Linked DNA regions of Mus musculus: region 2 is linked to region 1. The links are chromatin loops, found by intact Hi-C in ENCODE. Cell type or tissue: heart. All regions are shown on one strand.

Region 1 (8,000 bases):
ATGCATTTGGCTGGGGTAAAGTTGACCCATTGACCAGTTCCTCTGCCTCCTGTCTCTGAGCCACAGCCAAGCTGTTTGCGTAGGTCTATTAGAAAGGTGGGGAACAACATCCACCACACACTTTGAATGGTCCCTAACCCTGCCTCTGTCTCTGCACAACAGTCCCTTACATTCCACAGTGGGCTCAGGACACTGTCCTCGTTCTTTCTAAAGGCATCCTACTGAGAAGGAAACAGGGCCACAGCTCAGAGGGTTGTGTTTCCAGGTTCGCAGCTTTCTGAGGATGGAGGACTCCAGTCACAAGCCAGTACATGGGCGAGGTTTGATGTATAGGGCAGGTATCACTCGGTGAAATGGTGCAATCTTGCCGTCTTGCACACAGGTCCTCTGGTTCAAGAGCACTTTCTTTGCATGCGGTCTTGTGCAAGTGAAGGGTGCCATTTTCAGAATGTAGGCTTGTGAGTTCTACCCCACCTGTGGTTTTCTTGTGGGAAAGCCTGCTCTGGGCCCTCTGCAACTTCTTGTTGGTGCTCCTGGCAAGTAAGGAACCTTCAGTGGCATCTAAACATCAGGTTACCCTGAGATCTTCTCTGCCTGAAGCCCAAGAGTGACTGAGTCTGGCTCGACAGACACAGAACTGCTTCCAGAAGGAAGGATCACTTGCCAAGCAATTTCGGAGTTTGATTTCCAGATGGGAAAGAACCCCACCTTTGTGCAAGGTGGCATTCTTACTGGGTGCCACAGGTGTGCTGAGCTCCAGGCCCCTTGTGTGTCTCAGACCTTGTCCTCTCAGTCCAGGAGGCCCTGCTGAGTGTTCCTCTCATCCCGGTGGCCAGCCAGAGTCAGCAGTGACATGCTGGCCTTCCCACTGGAACCAAGGCACACTTGACACCTGTCCAGGTGGAAATAAAGCAGAAAGCCACCATAGGCGGTGTCTGAGACGTCCTGACTATGCAGTGTGGGAAAGAGGGATGAGCCAGCACAACTGAGCAAGGTGACTGGTTAACAACACACACACACACACACACACACACACACACACACACACACACACACACACACACACACACACACACACGGAGGCTTCTCCATATTCCCCAGAGGTGGTCTTCCTTTGTAGGGCAATTATTTTGATGTTCACAAAGTCCATGCTTTCTCAGACGTTGTGGTCTTGGGTTTGGAAGTATGATTTTAAGTGCATGCGTACTCACGTTAAGAAGCCGGGGGTGGGGTGGGTGGGTGGAGAAACGTACCTTGTACCCAAGACAACCATTGGGGAGTTCCCATCTCCAGTTCATTTTATGCTCACATTTACAGGATCCTAGTTGTGTAAAGATGAAGTCCACATTCTGCTTTGGTGCTATAATTCTCCAAGTTCAGTCTCAGCACTGAACTTGGAGAATTCAGTATGAACCCTGAGAAGACCCCATGGCTGACCAGGTTGGGTTCCTCTGACTAGAAAGGCCTACACCCAGCTCCGACCTTTCAGGTTGACTCTGGTCTGGCCTGGAGGTGAGAGGCATTTCTGTGAAGGAAGCCGAGAAGCAAGACCAGCTTTCAAAGTTACTGTCTGGTTATCAGGAAGTGCACCTGGAAGCCCAGCCAAGGCCAAGGCGTTTGCATCCTTAGTGGAGCCACAGCTTCCTGTCTCCTCGCTGAGGGATTCTGGGTCATGGCTCTGACTTGCCTCACCCTTTATGGCCATGTCACAGAGATACCACCCAGCAGGTGCTGAGTGTGAGTGGGCAGAGCCCGAAGGGAGCCCTTGGTTAGCCCAGCAGGTCATTAGCAACGAGGAGACCAGAAGTAGGCATTGCTGCTGTGCATTGGCCACTATGAGGGATTTAAAGCCTTAAGGAGGGGTTTGCAACATCCAAGAAAAAAATCTTTATGAGTGGGGGGAGGGAAAAGAAAAGCCCAGGATATTCTAGAGTTCTAATACCCTGATCTGCGGGAACATTGAAATCCAAAGCCTTGTAAACAATTGCTTCTGGGACAGACACAGGGCTCCAGGCTGTGAGGTGTGGTGAAGCTACCCAAAGACAGGGTGCACCTCCTGTGTATTCACTGGGGGTGGGGGAATCTTGAAAGATGTAGCCATGGCCTAGGTGGTATTGTGCAAGTCTGGAATCTAGTGTTAGTGCCTGTGCAGAGAAAGGCTTCAAGGATCTGTTTGCTGTTTGAGATTCAGGTAGCTTGTTTTAGGAGGCATGGTGACTGAGACCACGTCTCCCCATCTGGCCTTGAGTCCACTCCGTCAAGTTACTCCTGAATCAAGAAACCATGGCTCTGTTTTCCAATGCCATTCCACAGTGACACCAACATTCAAGTTTTTCTCTTTTGTTGTCTTATCCTCTCTTTGCACACATCCCCCCCCCCCCCACCTTTCCACAGGGATCTCTTCCAGGGAGAGCTATCGCTGGTTTAATCAATCTAGGAATCCAGATATCTGACAAGTATCAGAAATATCCCTGTTATATTGCAACCAGTGCTGGGACTTCAGGCTCTGGCTCCCTGCTAGGCAGCCTCTGCTCACACTGGCAAGGCATGGTTTAAAAAAGGAAAGGCTTTCGGCAGCTCTAAAGAATGTGTGGTGACAGTTGAGGCTCAGCACTTTCCGGCTGGGTCACCAGGGCGTCTATTCTGGCATCCCAGCCTCCATTCTGCGTCAAGGGAGAGAGAGAGAGAGAGAGAGAGAGAGAGAGAGAGAGAGAGAGAGAGAGAGAGAAGGGAGCGAGTTAGCCAGGCCCTACCTGGTTGCTGGAACATCAGCATGTTTTGTGGGGAAGTATGCACGGGCAGCGAGCGGGTCTTCTGGACGGAGCTGTGGGTGCGGCTGGGCATGCTGTTGCTGCCCCCAGGGTTGGCAAACCAGAGGTTCTAGGGAGGGACATACAAGAGGGGGGCATTAGTCCAGACCCTGTGGGGATGTGGGGAGGCAGAGCCCCAGCTGGAACTCGGGAGACAGGTATCCCAGGACAGTTTTGGAAAGGCCCATGCTACCCGCCATGGACTTACTGAGAGATGGCTGAGACTGTCCCATTTGAGGCTCATTCACAGGCCTCGCTTTAAGTTTGAGCCACCTTCCCCTCTCCCCATCTCCAAAAGTGTTTTTACTCCATATATTTCTTAAAGGGAGTATGTGTGTGTGTGTGTGGGGGGGTTGTCTTAGAAATACTTGTAGCAAACAGTATAATGAGTTTAAGGCTCTTATTTGAATTTCTTTTTGAGAGTCCCCAAATTTACTCCACACTGAGGAGAAAAGAAAGAGTCAGTACTGGCAACAGGCCTGTATATCATGCAGCTCGTGTGTCCTGTAGTGACCTTGCCTAGAACTGATATCAGGGCTTCTCAGACATGCCCTTCCCATTGGGAGGGACTGCCACCAGCCTCCTCCTGGTGAAGCCTTTCTGTTTTAAAGACAACCTCTCATCAGGCCTGCTTGTATGTTCCCAGGCCCAGGCCAACCTCTATTGCCTCAGGGGGCTGAGGGAATGAACATTTAGGGAAAGGCAAGGTTGGGCTCAGGGGGGCAGAGAGGTCACTGTCAATCTCACAGCAAGGGACAGCCTCCCAAACAATCCTGTGGACTCACCATTGCAGCCGGGACTGTGAGGAAAAAGTCAAAGGAAGCTTATTAAATGCCCACCCAGACCTGGAAGGTGATGGGGTATGTTGGGGGGGGGGCAAAGATCAAGCAGAAGTAGCCCTTGCATGCCTGTCTACAAGGGTCCCAGAGATAAATGTAGCACTAGCTTTCCCAAGCAGCAGACATGAGTTTTTCCGTCTCCAGGGAAACAACGCAAACAGTGATTACCTGACAAGCATAGGCTCAGCTATCTCCTGGTTTAGATTCCCCTGGGGTCTTATCTTTCCATGCAGGAGACTGTCTGGGTTGGAGACATCTTAAAGCCTCAGTCCCTGAGCTTGGTCAACCTCCCTGCTCCCCAGAGCAGAACAAACCTGTCTTCCTTGTTTCATGATGGTGGGGTTGGCAGCGGTGTGGCGCTGGTTGGAGCTGACAAATCCACTGGTGCCCAGGAGACCAAGGCGGGCGGAAGGGACATTCCGAGATGCGATCTGGTACTGTCGTGGGTTCCGTCTGCCCATGCCGCTGCCCACAGAGCTGGCTGTTGGGAGGGAGTTGGACTGCCCAAAGCCACGACTGTGAGAGCAAAGAGAAGAGATCCAGAGGTTCTGGCTCCAGCCCTACATAGCCCAGGCTGCCAGTGGGGTCTCTTGGGGACTGACAAGAGGTTTGGGGGTGCCAATAATAGGCTATGAATCAAACTGTACCTAGTATCTAAAAGCAACAGCACATGCTAAATGTTGGCGCATGCACACTACTCTTAACCCACAAGACAGCCCTATGAAGTAGGCTTCCTAATCTTCACTGCTAGAAAAACTCAGAAAGCTTGAGGATTTTGCTATCGACACACAACCAGCAGGGGGCAGCACTCAAATATGAACCCAAAAGGGGAGCTCAAAGAGTCCCCTGCCTTCTATTCTTGTCTAGTCCAACCTGTGGGTCTGTGCATGAGGCCATGGTGCCTTTCAAGAAGCCACAAAGCAAAATAGTAGGGTCAGTATCTGGATCTGATTCCGTTCTGGTGCGCCTTCCATGATGGCGTGGTTCATTGCTGATCAGGTTGTCTGTAAGCAGTCTTAGATGGAGGACCCGATTGAAATATAAGCTCTGTTAGAAAGGACTGTATGTGTCTTCTTCAGCCCCTTATGTCCCAGGCCCGAGGCACGGAGTCAGAATTTTGCAGAGTAAATGCTGTTTGATATTTCTCCAACTGGGAGGTCACTGCGGTGTGTGGATGACTCCATACACACCTAGGATAGTCCAGTCTCTTCGTTCCCCAGGTCTTTCCTGCAGGGCGGCCCTCACCAGGGCTGGCAAGGCTCCGCTTTTCGGGTCCACGCAGGAGGCTGCTCCCAGCGGGGTCGGATGAGCTCAGCGGAGAAGCCTCCACCAGCCCCGGGCTTCTGGAACCGGACACATTCTTTCCAAGGGAGTCAGGCAGCTTTAGTTATTCAGGAGGGTGAAGGAGGTCTGCGTGGCGGGCAACGGCCACTAGATGGAGCAGAGTCGCTTGGTTGCTAAACTGGGGAGTTTTCGCCAAGCTTACCAGAAGACCCTGCAGATGAGCTGATTTAGCTTAGCCAGTGGAGGTCCAGGGGGCCATTCACAGCAGGTACTTCCTGCGCCAGAGATGGTTGTGTGTGAGTGCGGGGCGGGGGGAGGGGAGGTGGCGTCTGAGGTGGCAATGCAAAAGTTCCCGAGTTCCTAAATGTCTTAGGGAGAGAAGGTTCCAGGCTTTTGAGGCCAAGAAGGGTGTTGTAGAACCCATTCAGAAGAAGAGGTTCTTCTCTTGGGTTCTTGGTCTCTCTGTTTATCTTATCTTCCCTTTCCTCATTGAAAACTGAAAATTAGCGTGAGGCCATTCCATGCAATCAGAGACCCCAGGGAGGTAACTTGTAAAAGTGGCAGCAAGTGTGGGGGGGGAATGGGGGGGGATTTCCGCTTTCAGCTGTTAAGAACAGGTCCTCTGGCTTCTGAAGTCAGAATTTGGGCCACCTGGCAGATAGATGATCAGTATCTGCTAAGACTCCCCCCACCCCTTACTTGGTGTGAATAGATTTTTCTCACTTCCCTCTTTGGCTGGATTTTTAGAAGGCTATTTCTATATGCAAAACAGTAGTGGATGAGTGTTGCCTTAAAATGATCTGTTCTTCCACGAAAGCAACACTGTAGCTTGTAAAAAAATTTTTTTTTGAGACAGGGTCTAACTATGTAACACAAGCTAGCCTCAAACTGCCTTCCCGCCTCAACCACCCAAGTGCTGGGACTACTCAAGAAAATCAGACCTGGATCAAGACTGTATTTTCTAGCCACATCAAGGCCAGAAGGCTCTGTTAGGGCAGTCGGTGAAGAAAAGGAGAACCCTGACATTCCCAAGAGTTAGGACTCAGCTGTTTGGGAGAAGGAGTAAAGCCCAGAGTATTCCGGGGTCTGGGAGGTGGTGGTGGTGGTGGTGGTGGTGGTGGTGGTGGTTACAGTATAGCGGAGGCAGAATTTTGAGAGGCCTTCTTCTTCCTGATGGTGGAGTCTAGCTGTGGTGTCCTCAAAAGGTTATTTTTACAAAGCCAGGTTTTTCTAGAGTTGCTGCCGCTGACAGTGGGATTGAACTCTGAGGTCAGTTAGGACCACTCAGCTTAAGGAAATAATTATGTTTCCCAAGAAAGAACAAATGCCAAATTAAAGTCCCACTCTTGGCCCCTCCTCCATCCTGCCTCCTACCCCCGAGCTTGTCTGCCTCACCTTCTCTGCTTTTCTGAGTCTAACTGATGTCCTTTCCTTGAAACGCATGAAAAGACTTTGATAAAAATAACATTAATAAGAAGCAATTAATTTGGGATTTGTGAGATAATTTAAAGCAGGGGCTTGCCTGCGGTTACTTTTTTATGGGAGAAATGGTTTCTCAAAATAAATTAACAGTGTGAAAATATCCCAGAGGTGATGCGAAGAGCAGAATGTGTTTCATGGGTTTGGCGCCATCGATTTGAACATCCATGATTGGTAGCTGCATTCCCTCGTATCTAGTCAATAAAAAGACTCCGACCTGGCAGACCTCAGGCTGGCCCTGACCTAGCATGTGCTTATAACAGTCTGTAGAGGCTCAAACTCGGACCACGCCTCTCTCTAGGCAGACAGAGGCAGGGGATGTGTTGCTGGTGAGAGGAGCTTAAAAGCCAGGTATCTTCAACTTCTACTTCAGAATGACTTCCTCTAGGAACTGGTACAGCAGGGCCCGGTACTGCAACAGGAGCTGGAGACCTCCTCCTCACCTGGGAGTCGGAGCATCACCCATAGAAATGGGGTGCTTGGCCTGGGAGTGAGTGTATCTCTCATAGAAATGGGGTGCTTGGTGGCAGCACAAGGCAGTTGAGGAGCAGGTCTTGCTTTGCATCCAGGCCGCTGATGCAAGAGTGATCTGCAGCCCATCAGAGCTGGCAACCCCCAAGGGCTGGAGACTGGTGAGCTGGCAGTAGTATCAATTTGCAGGCATATCCTCTGTGTGCATTAGCCTGAGACCAGAGCAGTCATTTGGCTCTGCAGTGGCAAGGAGTACTGATCTGGTGCCCAACACTGGCAAGCTTGCTCCATATCCTGGGTACCTCTGCCTATCAATTTATCTGTAAACTAAGGTTAATAAAAGCAGTTCTACTTCATAGGGTTGTCGTGAGGGTGGAATAAACGAATATATTTTTAGTGTTCAGAAACCACTGGGCATGTGCTAACTAAATGTTTGCATAATAAATAACAGTACTGTGTAGTAGAATGTGATAGCATCTTAATTTTTAAGTAAATCTGTCATGAAGATGTTTCACAAACTCCAGCTGGCCTTATTTCCTTCAAGTGGTAAGGCACACTTATGCAAATGAGCTCCCCCCCACCCCCAATTTAACAACACAGCTTCTGTACGTGCACTGGGAAGTGAATTTCGGAACCTGATGGGTACAAGCAAAGAAATGAATATTTATCTGTTTATGTTTGAGAATGTGACACAAAATGGCGATCCTCTGTAGGATATCGGTGTGATCGCTTCCTTATTCCCAAGTCCTCTCTACCATTGCTTAAGCCAGCCCTCCTCCCTCCTTCACTTCTATGATAACTTAACCTTCACTTCCTATCTCCCATGCACCTGGTCTCTCAGTTTACAGCCATATTAAGGTAACATGTTCTGAAGTGTGACCAGGCTTATTTTTAACTGCATCCAAGAAGCTGAGCTACTATGAAAAATCAAGAATGGTCCTGCCCCGCTATTAGACTGCAGCTCAGACCAAAATAGACGAGCACTGGGCTCTTCACTCTGCCACGGACTATAATTAGCTTGTCTGCAGCTAGAAGGTAGAAAGGCACTACACTACCACTTAAGGTACTGATAGAAGATCCCTCTCAGGTCTTTTCAGAGCCCCGCTTTGTGGCTCAA
Region 2 (8,000 bases), 310 kb before region 1:
TAAATAAGTACACTGTAGCTGTCTTCAGACACCCCAGAAGAGGGAGTCAGATCTCATTACAGATGGTTGTGAGTCACCATGTGGTTGCTGGGATTTGAACTCAGGACCTCCGGAAGAGCAGTCAGTGTTTTTACTTGCTGAGCCATCTTGTCACCCTCTTGTGCTCAGTATTTATGATTAAGTTTTTTTTGGGTAGTCATTTTTGTTTTGCTGTAAGAATTTGATTCTGCGAGCTCGAGGGTATTAGAGGTTAAGACTCAGTTGTCTGGCTTGCTATAAAGGCCCGTTTTCATTTCTTAACTTCTTTAGCTAAAGGTCTTATCCGTACAACGGTTGGTCAAACAAGACTCCTTATCAAGGAGAGATTCAGACAGTTTGAAGGACTGGTGGACAACTGCGAGTATAAACGGGGTGAAAAGGAGACGACCTGCACAGATCTGGATGGATTCTGGGATATGGTTAGTTTTCAGGTATGTGTCAGGTGTGCTGCCCACATCTGCTTCTGACATCGGTAAATGGGATGACAGTAGTTCAGCTACTTATGGTGTAAGGGGTGAGCTCTCAGGACACCCCATGTCAGCTTCACTGCCTTCTCCCCTATGCTGTCAGAGTCTGTGATAATGGTGTGTGTGAGGAGTGAGCCAGTGAAGTTAGGAATTCCTGTCCTATGCTGGGCATTGTAGTTAGAGATGACTGAAAGGCAGAGTCAAGCAGGGCGTGGTGGCACACATGGTGCCAAATCCCAGCTTGAGGCCAGCCTGGTCTACACTTGCAGACAGCCAGGGCCACACAGAGGAACATAGAATCTGACTCCGTCTTACAGCATCCATACTCAAGTGGGCCACGCAGTCACACACATATAACATATACACGTAAGATAAAATCAGTCTGGAAGGAAGGAAAACAGAGCAAGCAGTCAGTTGTGTGTGGCAGCATACACCTTTAGTCCCCTCACCCCGGGAAACTAAGTCTATAGAAGTTGCATTCAGAATTCAGAATTATTAACAATATTCAGGTGCTTTCTACTGTAGAGAAGGATATACATAGGTTACGTGCAAATGCCAGGGAATCTCATGCTCTCTGGTGTGTGTGTGAGTTGCTGAGGACCTGACTTGGGGCTTTCCCTGTGCCAGGCAGGCACTTGAACACACAATTTACAGTGACTTAAACAGCATCTGGGAGGTGGAGGCTGCAAGATTGGGAGTTCCAAGTATTTTCTTGGACAATATAGCAAGTTGTGGGTTTTCCTGGGTTCATGTGAGTCTCCTCTCTCTCTCCCTCTCCCTCTCCCTCCTCCAACTCCCGACACCACCACCACCACTCTACACATAAATCCCCATACACAGGCCTTTAAGTTTAATAACTAACCAGTTCTGGATCACCATTTTCTGTTTATTTGACATGGTCATTCATTTTAGAGTCCTAAAGTAGCAATTTTGACATAGCACTAATTGCACAAACTCGGGCTTTTATCACCAGGTCGATGATGTGAACCAGAAATTCAACAACCTGATCAAACTTGAGGCGTCAGGATGGAAAGACAGCAATAATCCAAGCAAAAAAGTCCTCCGGGTAGGTTTGTGCATCCCTAGCACAGATTCTGCTCTGGTTTGTTTCTAAGAATGTCGTTATTTACGTGGGTGGGTGCTTGTGCCGTGAGGGGCAGCAGGTGAGGGGCAGAGGGCAAGCTGGAGGCATTGGCTCTTCACTTCTGTTACAGAAACTCTGACGCTTCACAGACTGAATTCATATATTGCTTATTACATTCTGATTGCCGTGGGGGCAAGGGAGCAAGGATATACTCAACACAAAATGTAAGACGTGTCCTTCCAAAGAGAAGAAAGTCACAGATGAGTAGTAGACTTGGGGTACCTCGGTGACTTATGCTCCTAGACAGTGGGTGGATGTGCATGTGTTTGGTTTATTCTGAGAGTTGGACCCGTGTTGACATATGTTTGTGGCAGCCTTGTAATACCAGCTCTAGGGAGGCTGGGCAGGGTTCAAGACCAGCGTGGGCTACATAGCAAGTATCAGGACAGCAAGGACTATATAGCAAGACTCTGTTATACACAACCAGAACACACCTCCTATGTTTATGTATTTGCTTGTGATTGCAATAGCAGTAGATAATTTGTGTTTTGTTTATGCTAAACTCTAGATAGTCACATGTTAAGCTTTATAGCAGTCCAGTTGGTTGGGTGCTATAGTCACAGTTTATGATTGAAAATTCCAAAACTCCAAAGATGAAATCATTTGCCCAAGGCTTTCATTCCAGGGTTCCTCATTCCAGAGCCCATGCTCTTAGTGGGCAGATCATGCAAGCTTCTTGTGGGACAGACTGTGGAGTGAGAGACGTTATGTATTTCTTCACTGTGCTTATGAGGTTTTCTATTTTTCCTGTAAATCATGCTTTTTAATCTAATAAGAATCCACTTGGGTTCAAGAGCTGCTCTCTGTTGCACACACAGGGCGGCCTGCAGAGGCTGCGACTCCAGCTCACACAGGGCAGCCTGCAAAGGCTATGACTCCAGCTCTAGGGCCTTGATACTCTCTTCTGGACTCTGGGGACAGGACACCTGCACTCATGCACAGTCTCACACATAAACACCCATGTACACATAACTTAAAGAGCGTTCTGAAGTCCATCGTACACCTCAAATGGACGTTTATCAAACGGTCAGTCTCCTTCTGACACTTTATACTATGTTATGCAAACAAAGCTGCTCTGATTCTGTCTCAGTAAAATAAACTTTATTATTTCCTCTCAATGAGATCACAGTACAAAGATCTGAGAAGAATGGTCAGATCGTTGAACACACTTTACATCTTCTTTAATGGTAAAGGATGTTATTTATAAAAAATGGCTAGTATAATGATAATTGTTTTTTGGGATGGGTCTTACTAAATATCCCAGCCTGAATTCAAACATAGAATCTGTTGGGGTCCAGGAGTCACCCCATAAACCAGGCGAATATTGATCTCAGTTAAACAAGGATGGTTTATTGAACACATACCCTGAGACCGATCAACCAGGGCAACAGCTCAAAGCTGTGCACTGGACATTTCTCAGGGCCAGCTTATAGAGGCTGAAACCACAGTGAGTTCATGCGCAGGTGCTGAAGGGCTGCCCGGTGGTCAGCCCTGACTCAAGCCATTTTAAACATAACAGTTGATATTGATCTTTGATTTGATGGGTCCTTTGTGAAGCTTACAGCTGTGGGATCTAAGATTAGCAAGCCTTATAACATTCAGCACCATGACAGGTTCTGTGGGAAGCATGCCCCCCAGTCTGGGTCTGGTATTTTCTGTGTCAATGACTGGCAGGCAACAATATGAAATAGCTGGTGGGCATGGAACAAAATGGCTACAGCTATGCTGGGGGCGCAGGGACAGGCTTAGCAGAATCCTCCTGCCTCAGCTTCCAGGATGCTGGGATTACAGACTTGCTCCTGACATACTGTGGGTATTTCTTAATTGTGTGTTTAGCTCTCAAAGTAATTTATCAGTGTCTCTATCATATAAGAATTGTAATTCTGCCTGTGACCACCAGATGTCTCTCCTTCTACATTGTTTGGTTGTTTGGAGAGAACTTTATGAAACCTCATCCACCAGCCCCCATCCCCACCTCCTCCAACAAGGGCATACCTACTTCAGCAGGGCCACCTCTAATTCTGCCTTAACAGTTCTGACTGGGGACCAGCCATTCCCACGCATGAGCCTATGGGGGTCGTTTTCATCCACACCATCAGACGCCACAAGGTGGTGCTCAGTCGGTGGGATGATGTCCCCTTAATATCAGCTGGTCCTGAGCTGAAACAGGTGTGCATTCAAGCCATGGGGGACAACATAGTGAGACCCTGTCTCAGAATAAAAGTTAAAAGGGCTACGGACTTAACTTCAGTGGAAGAACGATTTCCTGGTATGCACAGGGAGGGCTCTGGGGTCAGTCCTCAGTACCACAGGAACAGGAGAAGGTGGTAATGAACATACCTTTAATTACTATTTCTCCTTGCAGAAAAAAATTGTGCCCGGTAGAACAAGCAAAGCAAAGCAGGATGACGACGGACGAGCGGCAGCTAGGAGTCGCCTTGCAGCCATAAAGAATGCAATGAAAGGCAGGCCACAGCAGGAAGTGCAGGCCCACGCAGCAGCTCCGGAGAACACAAAGGAAGTTGACAAAATAGTGTTTGATGCTGGGTTTTTCAGAATCGAGAGCCCAGTGAAGTCATTCTCAGGTTTGTAGCTTTGCTGAGACTGAAGAGCGGTGTTTGGGCCAACTGGGGGCTGGAGTGAATGGTGGAGAGTGACTTTCCCATGAAAGAGCCCACACGCTGATGGCTAGAAGTGGGTTCTGTGCTGGCAAGCCTGCGTGCACATCAAATATTGAGACGAGTGCGGGCTTGTGCCTGTTCTCCAAGTGATGCCATAGCTGTCTCTGCCATGCAGTGCCAGTCTGTCTGTGAGGTTCCGAGACAAGCTGGGCTAGGGGTACAATGCAGAGGAAGCAGACCTGAGCCATCACACTTCCCTCAGCCATGCCCTTCTGCACGGGGGTTGAGGGAGTCATCTGTGCTGCTGTGTTTGAGATCCTTGGGGGCAAACTCAGCTTGACATATGGTTAGCAAGCACTTGTCCCTCCAGACATAGCCTCCTTTTCTGAAATCCTCTCTTTTTAGACAAGGCTTGGCTAAGTTTCCCAGGCTGTCCTTGGACTCACACAGGCCTGTAGCTTGCTGTCTGAGCCTCTGGAGAGGATGTGGTGTCGGGCTTGTGCCACCAGCCCCCACTGCGCATCCCTGTATTCAACAGTCTCCTGTACGCTACCCACGTGAGGTCATTCTCTTACCTCCTGCTAGGACTGTGGTTCTGGCAGCAGCTGCTCAAGTGCCATGTTGGAGGAAGCCGAGTATCTCAGCAGTTTATCTGTAATGCTTTCTTGTTCCCCTGTTCCCATGACTAGCCTATGTTTCAGCGGTGTTTGGTAACCATCTACAGCAGGATACAGCTGATGTCTCAACTTACCAGGAAAGACTCTCTTTTGACTCGGGGTTTCTCTGTGTGGCCCTTGCTGGTCACTATATAGACCAGGCTGGCGTCAAACTCACAGAGATCTCTTACCTCTTCCTAAGTGCTGAGATAAAGGTGTGCGCCGCCACTCCTCTGAGTCAACGCTCTTGACCCAAGCACTTGTTGCCTGCGTTAGCTAGGGATAGCCCACTTGCTAATTTACATTATACCTTCTAAAACATTCTTCCTGTAGAGGTGCACCTCTTCGTCTTTCTTTCTAAGTTTTAGTTTGATTTTATGTACCTTTACCTACACTTTGTCCACACCACGTGTGTGCCTGATGCCTGTGGAAGTCAGAGGAGAATATCAGATCCCCGGGACCTGGAGTTAGAGCTGTCGTGAAATATCACTAGGTGCTGGGAACCAAACCTGGCTCCTCCGGGAGAACAGCCAGTGTCCTTAACAACTGAGCCTCTCGGCAGCCTTTTGCATCATAGGCATGGCATATGAAAGCTAAGCACGGGCTAACGTGACGATCCTCTTGTCCCACAAAGCCCCTGGTACTGGACAGTAACAGATGTTGACAAGAGCAGGCTCTGTGCCTCCTCTCTGAACAGAGACTGGCCGGAAAGACTTGCTATGGGGCTTGTTCTTCTTATTTCCAGTCCTGTCTTCTGAACGTCGTTCTCAAAGATTTGGAACACCTCTGTCTGCCAGCAAAGTTGTGCCTGAGGGCAGGGCTGCAGGGGACCTTCTGAGACAGAAGATGCCACTGAAGAAGCCGGACCCTCAGAGCAGCAAGAGCGAGCATGTTGATCGGACGTTTTCAGATGGTCTTGAAAGCAGGTATCTCTTTCATGTGTACTGTGAGTTTAGTGGTATTGACGTGAGCTATCGTTCCATATGGTTAAGCTGGTAAAGTATATATATCAGCCGTATGTTTCTAATTAAACTTCACATGTAACCCTGTAACATGTGGGCAAGGCTTCCTCTTTTCTAAGGAAACAGACTTCAGATTTCAGGTTGGAACCAACTCTAGTGTTGGTAATCATAGCCACTCAGGGGCTGAGGTGGAAGGATTATTTCGCCAGCAGTTTGGAGCCAGCTTTAGCAACACTGCCTGTCTTAAAGCACCAGGACTGAAGTTGGTAAGTGGTCCTGATGCAATTGGCAGAAGTGTACCGTGCAGTACAAGGGAGAGAAGCAGTGTGGTATCCTCTGGTGAGAGAAAGTGCCCAGTGTGTGCAGACAACCTAGACATCGCTTTAGGTCATTAGCTAGCCAACCCTTAGAGTAGCCCTGCCAGGGACGGGGAGAGAAACTTAAGTGGTATCTTAATGAAGTTTAGCTTGTAGTTGCTCAAACTGATCCATTCTCTACACAATTGCATCAGCATAACCTAAGCTGTCCTTCCGGTGGCTCATAGATAAGTGTGCAGCTCATCTGAGGGGGAAGAGGAACCTTAAACAAGTAGGAAATTGTAATCTGATGTCTGGAGAAGATGTTGGACTTGTTATTAACCTGAAGTTTGAAAAATGTTAGCCGGGCAATGGTGGCGCACGCCTTTAATCCCAGCACTATAATGTCTTTTTAAACTTTTGATATATGCCAAAAGCATTTTCATCCTTTAGGGCCTCAAAAATGCTTTTGGTATTATAAAAATCTGTTTTGTAAGATATCAATTTATTATCATACTTTGTATAATTTATTATTAGACTTTATATAATTTATAGTTTATTATCTATATTAAGAAGACCTGTAATAGCAGTTGAGTCATATTGTTACTGGGGCCAGCAAGATAGCTCAGTGGGTCACTTGTTTTGCAAGCCTGTGGCCTTCACACACACACACACACACACACAGCTTTTTTAATGTTCATTTGCAAACGTTTACCAGAAGGCATCTTAAAACAACTTTGAACCAGGCAGTGGTGGTGCATAACTTTAATCCCAGTACCTGGAAGACAAAAGCAGGTGAATCTCTGAGTTCGAGGCCAGCCTGGTCTACAAAGTGAGTTCCAGGACAGCCTGGGCTACACAGAGAGACCCTGACTGGGAAAAGAAAAAAAAAAAACAAAACCAACTTTACAATAAGTTGATGTTTAAGATTCACTTTTATTTATGTGTGTGCGCTACACGTGTGTGGGTCCATGCAGGGGCAGAGGAGGACTTCAGATTTCCTGGAGCCTGACTTACAAGCAATTGTAAGTTGACCAATATGGGAACCAAACTCTCGTCCTCTGTAAAAGCAAAAACTCATCTCTCTGGAAGAGAATATTTTTAAAACAAACGTGAAGAAGTAAAATTTCATTCTGTTTAGTTACTTTGAATGTGTAGATTCACGCATGGGTGCTGTGGCGTGTGTGGAAGCCAGAGGGCGGCTTTCAGCAATCAGTTCTCTCCTCCTAACATTCGAGTGAGTTCCAGGGCTGAGCTCAGATCAGGCTTGGTGGCAGCTCCTTTACCTAGGAGAGATTATGACAGATGCATTGTCTCAATTTGTTTTTTATTAACATACAAATTAAGTGGGTTTGTTTGTGTCATCTTCATGGTTTTGGTTTTTGGTGGTCCTGGGATTGAACACAGAGCCTTCACATTCTGGGCAAGCACTCTGCCAGCCCTGTACTGTGTTCTTCTTTTCAATCACATCTTCATTTATATTTGTTCTGCCTCTGTGTTTGTGGGCACACACATACTCAGATCTAGTGTCTACTTACATTTATGATTAGAATATATTTAATGATGCTATCAAGTAAACGTAGCCAACTTGCTGGCATGGTAGCTCATTTGTAGTTCCAGCACTTAGGAAGCTGAGGCAGGAACATTGAGAAGCCAACCTGTCACACAGAGCACAGCAAAGCTGCCTACACAATTACTGAGCCGCTTTGCTTCAGGACTTGGCCTCACCCTGGCCTGTTCTGGTTATGTGGCTCTGGATCTAGCTGAGATTCAACATTGCAGGTGGAACGGTATTAGACTGAGTGATTGGCAAAG

Evidence for each region. Hi-C counts contacts between places; a loop is a spot of excess contacts. Peaks named below come from ENCODE experiments on the same cell type or tissue, not always from the same donor. Only the 100,000 strongest peaks of a DNase experiment are listed, where the experiment ranks them.
Region 2: it touches region 1 in a loop (2.4-fold over the local background); 2 of 42 quality-filtered maps call a loop at or near these places.

The regions. Positions count from the first base shown.
Region 1 is chr14:47,083,924-47,091,923 of GRCm38, reverse strand. Samd4 (sterile alpha motif domain containing 4) reads right to left here. Exons shown (of 13, transcript NM_001037221.2): 10 at 3,964-4,165; 11 at 2,754-2,880. Among named protein-coding and RNA genes, the nearest start is that of Gm10371, 28 kb to the left of the region's middle. In heart, CTCF peaks have their summits at 4,435 (motif pointing right) and 5,060 (motif pointing right); DNase peaks (open chromatin) are centred at 4,043, 4,483, 4,983, 7,873 and 1 weaker place; H3K4me3 peaks cover 854 bases; H3K27ac peaks cover 6,025 bases.
Region 2 is chr14:47,391,990-47,399,989 of GRCm38, reverse strand. Dlgap5 (DLG associated protein 5) reads left to right here. Exons shown (of 19, transcript NM_144553.2): 12 at 310-470; 13 at 1,480-1,572; 14 at 4,016-4,235; 15 at 5,673-5,853. Among named protein-coding and RNA genes, the nearest start is that of Lgals3, 22 kb to the right of the region's middle. In heart, a CTCF peak has its summit at 3,538 (motif pointing right); a DNase peak (open chromatin) is centred at 3,679.